Linked DNA regions of Homo sapiens: region 2 is linked to region 1. Evidence: read pairs that join two places in POLR2A ChIA-PET (ENCODE). Cell type or tissue: Panc1. All regions are shown on one strand. Region 1 has its middle 63 kb from the start of SEC61A1. Region 2 overlaps MGLL (monoglyceride lipase).

What was found. ChIA-PET counts read pairs that join two places held together with the same protein. Peaks named below come from ENCODE experiments on the same cell type or tissue, not always from the same donor. Only the 100,000 strongest peaks of a DNase experiment are listed, where the experiment ranks them.
Region 2: POLR2A ChIA-PET joins it to region 1 with 7 read pairs; 3 of 35 experiments call an interaction of 5 or more read pairs at or near these places.

The regions. Positions count from the first base shown.
Region 1 is chr3:127,987,871-127,990,370 of GRCh38, forward strand. No RefSeq gene overlaps it. Among named protein-coding and RNA genes, the nearest start is that of SEC61A1, 63 kb to the right of the region's middle. In Panc1, no CTCF peak of the experiment used is centred here; a DNase peak (open chromatin) is centred at 1,411.
Region 2 is chr3:127,761,899-127,764,398 of GRCh38, forward strand. All of the region lies in intron 3 of MGLL (monoglyceride lipase), which reads right to left. Among named protein-coding and RNA genes, the nearest start is that of MGLL, 59 kb to the right of the region's middle. RefSeq lists an enhancer at 1,072-1,121. In Panc1, no CTCF peak of the experiment used is centred here; no DNase peak of the experiment used is centred here.

The DNA of each region.
Region 1 (2,500 bases):
TCCCAACACTTTGGGACACCAAGGCAGGTGGATCGCCTGAGGTCAGAAGTTCAAGACCAGCCTGGCCAACATGATGAAATCCTGTCTCTACTAAAAATACAAAAATTAGCTGGATGTGATGCTGCATGCCTGTAATCCCAGCTACTTGGAAGGCTGAGGCAGGAGAATCGCTTGAACCCAAGAGGCGGAGGTTGCAGTGAGCCGAGACCCCACCATTGCACTCCAGCCTGGGCAACAGGAACGAAAACTCCATCAAAAAAAAAAAAAAGTTGACGCCTTTCGCAAAAGACCTGAGGCCACACCGAGAGTTGGGTCTTTACGCCCCAGCAACACGGTCTCAGGCAAGGAAGTCCTCTAAGAACATCATCCACAGCCCAGAGCCACTAAGCAGGGTGGAGCAGCCTGGCAGTCCAGCAAGACGCATGTTGGGGGCCAAGTTGGGGGGAGCCTGGGCGAACCTGAGCAGTGGGATCAGAACAACAGTGTGGGTTGGGTGCAGCCGAGGATAGAGAATGTCTGTGTTTGCTGTCAGATTCAGAGAGAAGGGACAGGCCAGGATTTTGGCCAGAAAAGAATGGCCAGTCAGCCAAACTCAAAGACCAGAAGATCTTACAGGGAGTACCCTATTGGCAAGGGGCCCTCCCCTCCAACAGTGTTCCTAAAACAGAGCCACTACACAGTGGCTTCGGCTGTTCACCCTTGGCCCACCTGGGGTCACCAAGAGACAGGAGAGGAGGCTCTGGGGTGTAGAGTCACGTCACCCACTTGCCTACCTAGCAGACAGTCGGGTGTGTCCCTGCTCTTCCTCATTTACAGAGACAGGGACCCTGACCCAGCTTATATGCCCAGCACAACCCAGGCATAACAATAAACATAACAATCCCATTCCTTTACCAGGGGTTAGTTAGACATGGCCATGTGGCACAATCCCAGCCAAAGAGACATAAAGGGAAGCTTGCAGAGGGGCGAGGGAAAGGTTCTCTCACCTTTAAAAGTGATGTTGAGGAAGAGATGGGCTATTTTCTGCTTAGCAAGTCGGCCTGCCCCCTGGAACTGCAGCCACCGCCCTGCAGTGGTGACAGAGGAGGCTGGAGACTGCCACAGGTGATCCACAGAGGGGGACGGGCCCTGCAGAATCCGGGGCCTTGGTGATGTAATTGAGCCACTAAACCAACCAGGTAGGAGGCTTTTTGCCAGATGCTAATTGTTACAATAAATGTTTCTTATTGTTCAGGCCACCTTGAGTTACTTGTAGCCCAGGATTTCCTAAGTATTACTCCAACCTTCCCCCACAACGCCACCTTCTCTTGGGATAGCATTTGTTACCCCTGCCAAAGAGGAGGACTCAGACAGTCCCTGGTCCCTGGGATGTCAGATGACAAGGTTGTCATTCACTGCAGTACGGTAGCTTCTGCAGGGCTGCTGAAAGCTGATGGTTTATGAGCCTGAGTCACTTCTTAGCTATTTATCCGGTATTGCTTTTTCTCTCAGATCTTCAACATATTTGTTTGTTTACTACAAGTCCCACCCGACACTCATTTTTGTAAATGTCTTATTGGAACACAGCCATGCTCGTTCATTTCTGCACCATCCGTGGCTGCTTTCTGTATTGTCTATGGCCCTTTGCAGAGAAAGCTTGCCAACTTCTGGTGTATTCCATCAAATTTTCTTTTGATGGAAGAAAAATACTGAGCTAAGGGAATATATGTACTATAAAGGAATATATATGCATATTCCTCTATGATATATTACACATGCATACACATACATATATATATATATACACACACAAGACATGGTTCTAACTTATTCTTTCACTCAACAATATCTCTTAAAGACAGTGCTCCATATGGGAGCATGTGGATCTGCCAGTTTCTAACACCTGCACAGTATTCCATCATAGGTGTGGCAGAATTTTGTTAACAAGTCACCCAGAGCTAGAAATTCCCATTGTTTCCCACAGATGTTGTTTTGGTGGGCCGCAGGGGTAGGGGCGTCTGACCGTCCCCTCTGTTGCTAGGGATTGGCAGTTGTTTAGAAGGTGGCCTTTACAGTGCACTTACGTTTTCTGTGGGTGCTCAGGAGCACCAGAGACAATCCTGGGAGGCTCCCGTTGTGCTCAGTGGCTTCAAGCCACTTGGAGGCACTTGGGCTTACTGAGAGATGTGGCAGGTGGTAGCCAAGCGAGGAGGCAGGCCAGCCTCACGCAAAGCCTGGTCTCCACTGCAGAGAGGAGCCCAGGGAGGGAGTGGACAGCTGGCACAAAGAGGAGAACCGACGCAGGCCGGCGTCTCTTGGAAGCCACACTGGCCCTGCAGCACTGAGACACTCAGGAGCCCATGATCCTCCACCAGCCGTGAAGCAGCAGAGAAACTCATGGTCCGAAACCGCAACCAAAGCCTCCAGTTCCGTGGCCAGACGTGGGTGGAGGCAAAGGGAAGACCCACAGCTGGCCTGCAGCCTCGCGTCTGCCCTCTTCCAGCCGCGGGCCTGCAGGGCG
Region 2 (2,500 bases), 230 kb before region 1:
AAGGTTTGGGTCCTCTGTTTGCTTTTTAATTTCTCCCTTTACCTCTAACAGGGGAGAAACCAAGACACCGAGAACACAGCTTAATAGATCTGTGATTTGGAATTCTGATCCTGGCTCTACCACTCCTGGCTTGTTGTCTCTCCTGTAAAATGAAAATGACGATGGCTTTACCTGCCTTGGAAAATGAAATGAAATGAAATAGAGAATATGAAGCCCTTCAGAAAGGGCAGCCTGACAGTGCAGTCGTGGTTTATTGCTTCCACGTTAGTGACACATGAAGCACCTTGTCTGCCGGCATGCGGTTCTCTTTTCATTTTGAGCAGGACCCCACTGGGCTCTGCTCCTGAGCTCTCCGCGTCCTCCCCGCCTGCCCTGACGGTTGGCAGCATTACAGCCGTTTATTTTTAGTTCTTGGTGGGCCAGCCATTTCCTGGTCACATGCTGTTTGAGCTCCCACTTCAGAAAGGCTCAGCTCACAAGACAGACTCTGCCCATTCCCACCCCCAGCCTTTCTTAAGGGCTGTGTCAAAGCGAAGCCAGCCCTGACCCTACCTATTTTAAAGTTCCTTTGAGGAGTCCTTTCTTCTGGTCCACTTGCAGCCAGAGTGATTTTGAAGTTTAATTTACGAAATGGGTGGAGAGGTGCACAGAACCTGGTTCTGGGAGCTGGGGCCTGAGATCCGGGTCCAAAACTGCCACCAACTGGTGGGACCTCGAAGTCTGTCCCCTACCCTTGTACAATGAGAAAGGGAGGGGCAGAGGCTTCGTTGCAGGTTCCTTGCAGCCCACTGCTCTGTCAGGGACCATCAAATGAGAGCAGTTCTGGTCATTACTGCAGCTTCAGTTATGAGTATGCACGTAGTAACAGGTGCACTTCCTGCATGCTGCTCTGGGCCAGGGCCTGTTCCAAGCAATTTATCAATGGTAAGTTTACAGATTGGAGCTCTACACCTAGGTACCATTATTACCATCTCAACTTCACAGACAGGAGATGTGATGGGGACGCCTCAGGCCAGGTCTGTGTTTGTGCCCTGCAGCTGGGACTGGAACCCAGTGTCACTCCAGACTCTGCCTTCCCCCCATGGCAGCCTCCCCAGCTTTGCCCTTGATCTTCATGTGTGCTGGATCACAGTGTGTCACTCTGATTGGGGAAAGATGTGTGATCCACCCTCCTTGAATGTCTTTAGGGAAATACTCAGTATTTGGAGATAGAAAAACAACAACCACCATGCAAGGTCCTTATTACCTAGGCAGGGTGCAGCGATGTGGATTCATAGGATGTCAGGTGTGCGGTGAGTGTGCAGGCTGCCCCAGCAGCCAGGGGACAGGTGTGCCAGAAAGAAAGGCTCCGGAGGGTACATCATCTCCAAGATGGATTTGAAGATGCCAGTCTGAGGATGATAGCAACAACTGCCAAAGACCGAAACGGCTTCTTCTGGGGACCTAGAGTGATGTCTGTTTTCTTCTCACCCTCTGGCCCCGCGAAGCCAGGTTGGATGCAGAAAACACTGGGCTGTACCCAGTTGCTGTGGTAGCACGGGCCCCTCAGGCTCAAGGCCAGCTCTGACTCAGTAGAATGGGGGACCCTCACAAGCATGCCACAGTGTGGCTTCTGCTTGCCAAGGGGCCTGCCACAGCAGCCACGGCCATCTGGATCTCGGACCCTGCCCAAGCAACCTGGGTGGGGACATCTCCCTGGAGCCCCACCTGGACCTGTGCTGAGGCCAATCCAGCCCCTGACCTGGCCTGGAGTGGACCTCTGTCTGTGCCCTAAGCTCGGCCACTGTGGTCCTTCCCTCTGTGCTGCCTCGCTGAGCTTCCTTCCTTCCCCTCCCGCCCCTTCTCCTCTTCCTACTGCCCTCCCGTCCTCAAACTCTCCCAGAGACTGAACCCCTGTGTGGGGGAGGGGGAGGTAAGGCTAAACTGCAGATGGGTCTTGTCCTCAAGGAGCAGCTAAGTTTACTGATGTCGCCGTAGTCATTACACCCACCTCAGTGTGCAGTCTCAGCTGCGTGCTGGGAAGACAGGAAAGGAAGACCCAGGTTCCGACATGGGTGGAAGCAAGAGGCTCCACCTCCACCCTCCTCCCTCCCGGCTCTCAGGCGCTCCTCCAGCTTCTCGGAGCTTGCATGCCACTGTCTAAGCTGCAAATCCCCAATGCCCATCACATGGCCTCTCTGGGTGGCACCCCATGCCTGATGCTGAAGTTGCCTGAATACCACCCCCAGCTGTGTTCCCCTTTCCTCTCAGATGCAGGAACCCACCTCTGACATGATAAAGATGGGCCCTGGGAGGGGCACACACTCTCCTCTGTGAGCATCTGCTCCCACCACAGACTCCTGGGGTTCTAGGAAGCCTAATGGCCTAAAGACAAAGGGCAACTCTGTCTCATTTGGGGAAGAAGTCGTGCCAGAGAGAACGAGGCTGCAGACCTGGAGTGGAAGGGGTCCCACTGGCCTCTCAGCACCTTGTGACTTTACTATGTCTCCCTGCCTGCAGA